Regions from separate parts of the Homo sapiens genome. Here region 1 is linked to region 2. A link is an interaction called in ENCODE POLR2A ChIA-PET data of the cell type or tissue named here. Cell type or tissue: HepG2. All regions are shown on one strand. Region 1 overlaps NFE2L1 (NFE2 like bZIP transcription factor 1). Region 2 overlaps PNPO (pyridoxamine 5'-phosphate oxidase).

Region 1 (5,000 bases), 110 kb before region 2:
TCCCCACTGTCAACCTCCCCAGTTCTCCACCCATCTTCCCATGTGAGCTCTGCCTTAGCCACGCAATGGCCAGTCCTCCCTACAATGAGTCCATTTCCTTTATTCTCAATTTAAATTCAAAGTGGGGAAAAAGTGCACTTAAGAATGAATCATCCATTTTATTTTATTTTGTCATGTGCTCAACAGCATCTCTCTCTCTCTCCCCTCTCCCTGGCAGGTCACAGAGATAAATTAAAAATAAAATCTACAAGGAAAATAATTTATAAAAGCACTCCCAGGTTCACACCTTCTATCCCTACTGCTCAGTTAGGCACCCCCTAACTGGGAATCAGTGCTTCCCCCCACCCCCATTTCACTCCCACTTGTCTGGGGCAGACGGTACTCCAGAGCCGGGCAGGGGTGAGGGCAGCAGTGGCAAACAGTTAAAAATAAAGACATTGTAGTCCTGGAACCATCTGGCCACCTTGGCACTCCCATGTCTGCCTCCCCCAGGCAGCCCTCCAGGAGCCTGTGCGAAGCTGGGGCTGTGGAGAAGCTGCCTGTGGCTGAGAGCTTGTGTGTTTGGGGAGGTGCTCTCAGCCTGTCATATGCACTTCTCAATCTTCTAGAAAGAAACCCAAAAAAGAAAGCAGACGACGACCTCGGGACAGAGGAGAAAAATCCCAAGTGTTCACACAGTTACACGGAGTCTTTATGGCAAAGAGAACATTTAGCAGCTTTGAATATTGGGCATCTCCTTTTTACTCAACACAAGCATTCTAGACCCTATAAGTGAAACAGGGCACAAGCCCTAAAAAAATCAAAGCGCAAGAAATTCTAAGAGGACTAGTTCTTTTGTTGTTGCTGGGTTGTGTAATTTTTTGTGTTTTCCCAGTGATAAGCCCAGTTGTTGGTAGGCAGAGGCCCGAGGGAAGGGTGACTCCCCAGTGTTGTGCTGAATCCTGCCTGGAGGCTGCTACACTAGATTCTCCATCATTCCTCTGCCTCACAGCAGTCCCAGAAGAGGAAGGCTGCAGGCCCAGTTCCCGGAGCACTGCCATCACCCTACCCCAGCTTACAGAAGAGCTCAGGCAGTCTGTGAGGGGTGGGGAACACAAACACCGGACCAGGGGAGGACGGCATACACATGCAGGCTCTGATGGAGACAATGGGAGCCTCAGCTCAGGGGTGGCTGGAGCACGGAGGGAGATGGAGTGGCAAGGCAGTGAATGACATGCGTGATGTTGGGGCTGTTGCAACATGGGACCACGTGACCCTTTCCTGTTCACTCTACCCTTTGACTCTAAATCTCAAAGCCAGTGTTGGGGCCCAGTGGCTCCATTCGATTGAAACATGGCCAATGATATCCAAGAGCTCCCCTTCAGGGATGTCAAAATGCAAGGAGCAGAAAGAGTTAACACCGTCCCTCCCCACCCCCACCCTGTGTCTGTGTACCCCACCCCCCCCGGGGTGAAAATTGGGGTTTATCACACCAGTGATCTAGGCCCACCAGTCACTCCAACCTGCTGCCTGGAATCCTGGCCAGAGCCAACCTTAACCTTCCCTCTGATTTTCTTCCCGCTTTGATTTTTTTTTCGGGGGGGGGGGGGTTCCTTCCTTCCTTCCTTCTATCCCTCCTTCCTGAAATGAGACTTTCTGCCACCTTCCCTTCCTCTCACAGGTCCATTCCTTCCCCTCTGTCGGCCTTTGCTCCACATAGCTCCTCTACCTCCAGCAACTCCACCACCACCCCTGCCTCACAGGAAAGGGGTAGGGTGAGGACCCTGTCCGTCTAAATGGTCTGGCCACTTCCACTCCACCCGAGTGGAGCTGAGCCAGCCAGTGCCTGCCTCTTCCTGTACACTGACCCGCAGTCATCCCATCTGAGAAGATATATTGGATAAGAAGGCATTTAAGTCCCCGCTGTAGGTCCAGGTCCAGGTCCAGGTCCAGCCCTTCTCCAGTTTCGGTCTTGGTGGGCTTCAAACCCCCTTCTTCCCCAGGCTCACTTTCTCCGGTCCTTTGGCTTCCTCTCCTGCCGCCGGGCCTGCTGGTCGGCCATCGTGCGGGGGATGAGGAGGACACTGCCGTCCCCGGCGTACTGGAGCGCATACTGACTGGGCGAGTAGGGTCGTCCGTTCTCATCTCGCAGCCGCCCAAACACCTCCTGGTACAGGCTCTGGACCTTCTGCTTCATCTGTCGCAGGGAGCGCAGGAACTCCACTTTCTCCCGCAGCAGCCGGGCTTTGTCACGCTGCAGGTCCTCCACATCACGCTCCAGATTCAGGATGGTGTCCAGCTTGCGCTTGCGGCAGTTCTGCGCCGCCATCTTGTTCTTGCCCCGGCGCCGGATGTCTCGGATGAGGCTCAGCTGGGCTTCACTCAACTGGTATTTGGACAGCAGTTCATTGAACTCCTCCACAGGCAGGTTGATGATTTTGTCATTGGTGAAAGGGATCTTCATGGCTCGGGCTCGGTGCTCATCCCGGCTCATCTGCTTGTCCAGGAAGTCAGCCTGCTTCTCCTTGCTGCCTTTCTTGAGGGCACTGGGTGGTGGCAGGTCGGCTGAGTCCAGGGCACTGGGTGCCATGTTGTATGTGTGGTTGTGGCCCACGTGCTCCAGGTAGGGCAGGCATGAGAGCTGAGCTGGATCCTGGTAGCTCATGCGGCAGAACTTGGAATACTCAGGCTGGTAGCCCACAGCACCCTCGGCCTCTTCCAGATCCAGGGTCTCAGAGTCAGAGCTGTAGCCAACCGCACCTTCCTCAGAAAAGGAGGAAGAGGCAGAGGAAGAAGCAGAGGAAGAAGAGGAAGAGGAGGAGGAAGAAGAGGAAGAACTGCCTTCAGAGCTGCTTAGGGAAGAAGGGCTATGGCTCGAGTCTAAGGAAAGGCCTGAGTCAGAGTCAAATTCCTCCTCCAGCTGGGAGGCCTGCACAGGGTTAAAGCCTTCTTCAATGGCCAGGTCCATAAGGCTGATCTCATCCAACATAGCTTCATCTAACAGACCCCCCAAAGGGTCAGGCAGCTCTGGGCCTGCTGTGTCATTGGCTGTGCCATTGAGCTGGGGTGGAAAGAAGAGCCCTGTCAGGTTGGTGGAGCCGAAGGTGGAGTTGAGGCTGGTAGAATTGCTGGGGGCCAACGGGAGCAGCGTGGAGCTACTGGCCACAGGCAGGCTTTCCACCTCGGGGCTGAAGAGTAAGAAGTCCTGGCTGCAGCCCCCCAGGGACGCCTGATGCAGGCTGACATTCTGATTGATGGGAGTGTTGGGGGCAAGGCTGTAGTTGGTGCTCAGTGGGTCTCCAGGAGGGGCACTGTACAGGATTTCACTTGCTGATGTGTTCACTTCCATGGCCTGGGAGGGGAGAAGAGCACCACTGTTCACTAGGAACTGACTCCCTCCCCTGGGGCTCACACACTGCAGGCACCCAACAGAGGCACAGCTGCATGGGTGTAAAGGCAAAATACTATAAACCAAAGCCCACAGTGTCAGCTCCTGACCCAGCTTCGTCCACCAGGCCTGGCAGAGATGGGTTCTTCCATGTAGGCTCCACCCTAATATAGGACTGATCAGCTTTTCCTCATGTTTGGCCAGACTCCCCCATCTTGGAGGGAGAGGAAGAAAACACTACCTTGTTACTGCAAAATCAGCACAGTGAAAAGAACACCCAGACTTAAGTCAGAAAACCTAGCTGCACCACTTGCTGTGTGACGATGGGCACATCATTTAACCTCTGAGCTTCAATTTCCTCACCTTTGAGATAAAGGCTGACTAGATGACTGTGAGGGCCAAGTGAGCGAACGATGGCTGTGAAGCACCATGTGAATGTCAGCTATTATTAACGCACAACCTTGGAAGCATTCAGCCAAGTGCCTATCTGCCTGAAGGAAAGGAAGAAGGCACACCCAGGAGGCAGGCCCTGATTTGGAAGGCTGAGTCCTGAGTTTTATTTAACCCAAACCCTACCTGTCTCCAGCTCCCATTGCCCCAAGGACACACCTGGACAGGTTTCTTCTCATTGTCCCCACTTCTCTATGATTCAGGGAAAGTATTACACTTTCTCTCCTTGGAGATGGAAAAGCAACTGAGTGCTAAGACAATCTGTGCAAAATCCAATAGGTTTGTGCCCGGTTCCGACAATCCTACCTGCATTTCCATGATGGACATGAGATCTTGCCACTGCTGTTCCAAATCAAATGGTGACTCTGTCCCGGTCAGAAGAGGAGACAAGAGGTTGTTTTGAAGAGCAGGGGGCTCACTCTCACTAGGCACTGCTTCTGTTATGCTGGAAATGTCTGCTGGAAACTAGGGCAAAACACAGAGGCTTTAACAAGGGGGAAGGAAAAACCTTGTGCTTTCCTCCCAGAGATTACCACCTGGACCTGTTTCTGTTCTTCCTTCCTCTGCATTTACCCCCAGCAGCCAGAATAAGGCCAGAACCAACAGCTGGCCCCTCAGCCATGGAGGGACACACCAGGTACAGGCTGCCCTGCTCACTTGGTGGACTCTCACTGGAGTCCTGCTCACCTCAGCATTCTCCCCAAAGGGGCAGGTGGCTTCCAGCAGCCTAAGGCACTCTTCCAGGGACAGGGCCGTCTGGTCCTCCCCACTAGGCACCTGTGGCAACAGGAACTGTAAGTCTGATTGACCTGGGCCTTGGCTGCCTGGGGCTGAAGCTTCTTTCCCAGAATGGCTGAAGCCCTGCAGTCTCCCTCCCATTCCCAGGCTAATGGCTGGCCCCGAGTCCCAAACTCCCAGAAACAACAGAAGAGAGTGAAAGAGTCCTGAAGCAAGCAGGAAGATGCTACATGCTCTGCCTCCCTTGCACTGTCTGTTGCCACGGCCTGGCCATTCTGCATCTGCTGCTTTCCACTCCCCCCTTCCAAGGCTCAGCCACTGTGACTTACAGACCCCAACCCAAAACAGAAATTCAGGTCCACCCCACACACCACCTGTCTTCTCTAAAGGAAGTTTCTGGAAGAACTCCAGCCTGGTTTGTGTCAGGGTAGTAGGGACAAGAAGA
Region 2 (5,000 bases):
AGTGAGGGGACAGGAAAGTTGCTTAAATTCCCCAAGTCCCCTCCTTGGGGGTTGAGGGAGACCAGGCCGGGTTGAACATCAATAAAGTGCACGGCTGATAGGCTTTTATTACAGACTGGGGGCGGTAACGGCTGGACAGAGAACGGAAAAGGAACATCTGAGACCAGGCTCAAAGCTAGGGGGTTACACAACCTCCAATAACACAAGGTGAGTGCAGCACTTCTAGACACACACACAGACACACATCACTTACTCATAAACGGCACAGCCTACGGTACAAGAAAAAGGGCAAGGTAGGTAAGGGCACCCAACACCCTCCTGCCTGCAGGGGGCCACAGGGTTAATGTGCCTTCCTGCACGCAGGCTTAAGAGGGATAAACAAGGAGAGGGCTGCCCTTGGAGAAGGCCTGCGGATAATAGTGACTGAGGCACAGGTCCATGCAGGGGAAGGAAGCACAGTTCACAGAGTGGCAAGCTCAGTGCCAGCCAGTGCAAGCAACAGGCAGTTCTTTGATCCTGGCTTAGTCACAGCAAACATTTACCCAGCCTGGCTCTTCTCCATAGCCAGCAGGTTGCTTGCTCATCCAGTCTGTCCCTGGTTAGCGGGCATGTGCTCAAGGAGAACAAACACAGTTCAGCACAGGACTCAGCTGAGGGTCACTAAAGGATCATAGACTGTGAGGGTGGGAGGTCTTGGTTTAGAGGTTGAGTCTAGTGCAGCTGATCACCTGGGGTCTAGTGAAAATGCAGGGTCAGATTCAGTGGGTCTGGGGTCTGAATCTCTAAGGCGCTGCCAAGTGATGCTGATGCTCCTGGCTTGTGGACCACCCTGTGTATAGCAAAGCTCTAGACTAGGAGGTCTCAACCTTGGCTGCACAGAATTATCTGGGGAGTTTTTAAATTTCCCAGTGCCCAGGCTGCATTCATATCATAGTAGAGACAGGGTTTTGCCATGCTGGCCAGGCTGGTTCAATCATCTCTGAGGGTGGGACCCAGGCATCAGGGTTTTTTAAGCTCCCCAGGTAATTCCAGTGTGGGGGAAAAACCAATGAACTAGGAATTATCAGCAGAGGTGGGGAGTAAGAAAAGCAGATACGTGAGTAGTCTGAAAAACATAATCTCTATAATCATTTAATTTTTCTTTTTGGAAAATGTATGTATACATACACACAGTTTCCATAAAAAAACATAGATAGTAAAGCTGATTAAAATCTTCCTGTCCTATTGGTACCAGCACATGAAGCCCTTCTACAAAATTCCTGACGGACTGGGAATAAAAATTCCTAGTGACAGCCCACTCCTTCTCAGGCAGGTGTGATTGTTTGAAATCTCTCCCAATATTGAGATGAAACCTGCTTCCCTGTAACTTCCCTGTAATTCTGTGGGTCCCTTGTAGCCACAGAGAAGGCAGCAATCAGTAGGGGAAGTGCTATAAAAATATACTATCCCGGCCAAGCGTGGTGGCTCATGTCTGTAATCCCAGCACTTTGGGAGGCCAAGGCGGGCAGATCACTTTAGGTCAGGAGTTGGAGACCAGCCTGGCCAACATAATGAAACCCCGTCTCGCTGGGTGTGGTGGCTCATGCCTGTAATCCCAGCACTTTGGGAGGCTGAGGTGGGTGGATCACAAGGTCAAGAGATGGAGACAATCCTGGCCAACATGGTGAAACCCCATCTCTACTAAAAATACAAAAATTAGTTGGGTGTGGTGGCGTGTGCCTGTAGTCCCAGCTACTTGGGAGGCTGAGGCAGGAGAATTGCTTGAACCTGGGAGGCAGAGGTTGCAGTGAGCCAAGATCACACCACTGCACTCCAGCCTGGGTGACAGAGTGAGACTCCATCTCAAAAAAAAAAAAGAAAAGAAAAAAGAAAAAAAGAAAAAAAAAAGTCCTATCCGTAAATGAGTTAGTTAAGTTGTAATCAACAGAAATAGATTCTAGCTAGATTAAGTAAAAAAAAAAAAAAGAGAGAGAGAGACTTTACAGAGATAGTGGGGTGTTTTAAGGCAGGGGGAGGAACTGCACAGCCCAGACCTGGGAGGGAGGGATCCAGGGAAGGAGAGATCCTGGGAATTGCAATAGCAGCAGGCAGAGGCTTTTGGTTCCTATTGTTTCCTGGCTGCTATGAATGACTTGGCTTTAATGACTCCCAAGGTTCTGGATCTCTCCAGTTCAAATTTCAAATTATTGACAAAACAATCTGATTGGCCAGGTTGGCTCAGGTGCATATGCTAGGACTAAGCTTTGGCCAGTATGACTCACATGGTAACAGACAGGGCTGCTGGGGCCCTGTCTGTCACCAGAAAGGGAGTCACACCGGCTGCTACCCCTAGAGGGAGCTATCCTAATCAATCATAGGCAAGGTCAAAAAAATAATTATGGAATTATTTTCCATTTGTGATTCTCTACGCCACCATTACACTCCACTTGACCAGCTAACTGAGAACCAACTGAGTACAGAGAACTTAGAGGATTAGCTCTGAAGAGTCCTGAAGATAAGGGGTAGGGAGGGAAATGGGTTGAGTTTAGAAAGAAGGGCCTGGGTCCCAATCCCACACCCTCTCTTGACACCTAGCCCTAGCTCCACTCTGGGCCAGCAGGTCCCAGAGTTAAGGTGCAAGTCTCTCATAGAGCCAGTCTTCCTCCCCGCGGTGGGTCATGGGCCCCAAAGGGGAATCTCCTGTGGGTAGGCCCCGCCGAAAGACTATCCGGTCATGCAGGCGGTTGGTTTGACCTTGCCAGAACTCCATCACCTGAGGGTACAGGACATAGCCACCCCTATAAGGAGAAGCAGAGGTTTCAGTGCTCTGTGGAGTTTTCTAGCCAGGTCACTCTCCCACCCTCACCCCTCATCCCAGGGCCTCTTGAAGGAAGTTGCTGGGATGCATCTGACAAGGGTGGCCAGGGAGGAGGAGATCTGTGATTCCCCAGGCAGGTGGCTTCAAGTAAACACAGGGGCCTGGTGTCCCTTTCTAGAGGACTACCAGATGTCACTCACCAGGATTTTGGCTTGGGCACCTCTTGATCCTGGTAGAGCTGTTCCAGTTCCTCATTTTTCTTTCTCAGATACTGTCCAGGGGGAAGAGTTAGAAGAAGGGCCAGGCCCAGTCAATGATTCATTAACAAGGACTTCCTGGGGATATGTGCTGGGGACATGGGTGAGCAGAGCAGACTGGCCTCTGTCCTCCAGGAGCAGTCAACAGGATGGCCAGATGGACAGAGGAGGCCTATTTCCCCTCTCCCTACCCCCACTTTCCCTTCTCACTGTCCTTTTCACTGTTTTCACTGGGCTGGAGAGAGAGGACATCTCCTGGGGACATCTCCTGGCATCTCCTGGGGACAGCTTCTGGGGATAAGCCAAAGCCTCCACCACCTGGAGGACTACAGCGGAGCTCCACTCACCTCCCGATCAGGGATCACAGAACTCTGGTGGCTGACCACAGCCCCAATCTGGCTGCTCTTGGGGCGGGAGTGGAAGTAGCACTCAGCCTCCTCCTCAGGCAGTTTCTTCACAGGGCCTTCCACACGCACCTGCTCAGGGATGGCTCTGGGTGAATGGCATTAAATGCCACCTGCCCTCCCTACCAGCACAGGCCCCGTTCCTCTCTGTTCGATCGGCTGCCCCACCACTCTTGGCTCCAACTAACTGAGGGCTATTTTAGAGGCAGAGTGCCCAGCTGGGATGTTTGCCCAGTCTGGGGACCTTCGCTAGACGTAGCCATAAACTCAGGCCCTGCCAACCCAGCCCATCCCAGGCTGTCCTGGGAAAATTCACTCACCTGACGGTTAAGTGGCTCCCAGTAGAAGACAAGGGAAGCAAAGGGATTAGAGTCCTAGAAGTAAAAGAGAATCCACAGCCAGCCATCAGGACAGGGAGAGGAGGCCTCCGGCATGCAGGGAAAAGGCAGGAGAGCTGTAGTGCGCAGGCCCACAGCAGATGCACCCACCGTAAGAGCTCATTTAAACCCTCAAAAGTAGGCCTATTGTCACAGACACAGAGACAGGCTAAGTCACGTGCCCAAGTTCCTGCAGGAAGTGGTGGAGCTAAGTTTAAGCCAGTCGGACTCCAAAGTGAGACTGGGTGATTTCTCTCACCCACAGATTTGTGAGTCTTGAGAAATGCATGCTTGGCTGGCATGGACTCAGGGAGGTTTACTCATTTTGGATTCATTCATTGAATGCACGCGAAGTGCCCACTCTGGGTCTGACAACAGGAGACGTGCGGGGGATACAGCAGAGATAAAACAGAGCAGCCTCCACTCCTACAGAGCTTACTGTTGAGCAGAGGAGACAAATATCAGTTACATAATCACCCAAACAAATGCTCAGTTACAAACTGAAGAAGAAGACAAAAAAGAAAGTTGCAAGTTATAATGGCAGCAAACAGCATGAGGGGCTGAGTCTGAGTGAGAGTCAAGGAAGGCCTTCCTGAGGAGGTAACATGTGGGCTGAGATCTGAAGGAACAGGTCATGGCTGATGGGGTGAGGCTGGTTAGAAAGTGCATTCATTCATTTATGGCAAAGAGCACAGCAAGTGCCAAGGCCTCATGGCAGGAGGGCACCTGCACACAGAGAGCAAGTAGACTGGGGGGGTGGGGTGGCATAAGAAGGTGACTGAGGAAGCAAGAGCCAAACCCTGCAGGCCCTGGGAAAGATTACTAGCTCTTTTCACCCACCAGCTCTTTTCCTTTTCGACTCTCGAAGTTAGTGAAGAAGCGGAAGCCATCTTTCCCGAAGCCCTTCAGCAGCAACATGCGAGCAGAGGGTTTTCCATCTCTAGGAGCAAAGAGCAGAGCACTGTGGTCAGAGTCTGCTTCAATGTTCTGGCTATAGTCCCTCTCCCCAAAGGATGTCTCAGCACCCCCTCCAGCTGCACCCCCTTTATTGGGCTGTCAGGCTACCCCGTCCCATGTGCTCCTGGGGATTTGTCCTAGAGGTATGACACCACAGCCTGGGGCCCTGTTATGGGCTGAATTGTGTCACCCCAAACCCCTATGTTAA

What was found. Peaks named below come from ENCODE experiments on the same cell type or tissue, not always from the same donor. Only the 100,000 strongest peaks of a DNase experiment are listed, where the experiment ranks them.
Region 1: POLR2A ChIA-PET joins it to region 2 with 5 read pairs; 13 of 35 experiments call an interaction of 5 or more read pairs at or near these places.

The regions. Positions count from the first base shown.
Region 1 is chr17:48,056,626-48,061,625 of GRCh38, reverse strand. It overlaps NFE2L1 (NFE2 like bZIP transcription factor 1), which reads right to left. Exons shown (of 6, transcript NM_003204.3): 4 at 4,505-4,594; 5 at 4,124-4,282; 6 at 81-3,331. The coding sequence ends at 1,985. Among named protein-coding and RNA genes, the nearest start is that of NFE2L1, 11 kb to the right of the region's middle. RefSeq lists enhancers at 3,942-4,801, 4,802-5,000. In HepG2, no CTCF peak of the experiment used is centred here; no DNase peak of the experiment used is centred here.
Region 2 is chr17:47,944,391-47,949,390 of GRCh38, reverse strand. PNPO (pyridoxamine 5'-phosphate oxidase) reads right to left here. Exons shown (of 7, transcript NM_018129.4): 3 at 4,676-4,775; 4 at 3,779-3,832; 5 at 3,402-3,530; 6 at 2,998-3,068; 7 at 83-2,777. The coding sequence ends at 2,609. Among named protein-coding and RNA genes, the nearest start is that of PNPO, 5.3 kb to the right of the region's middle. In HepG2, CTCF peaks have their summits at 318 (motif pointing right) and 2,325 (motif pointing right); DNase peaks (open chromatin) are centred at 540 and 2,240.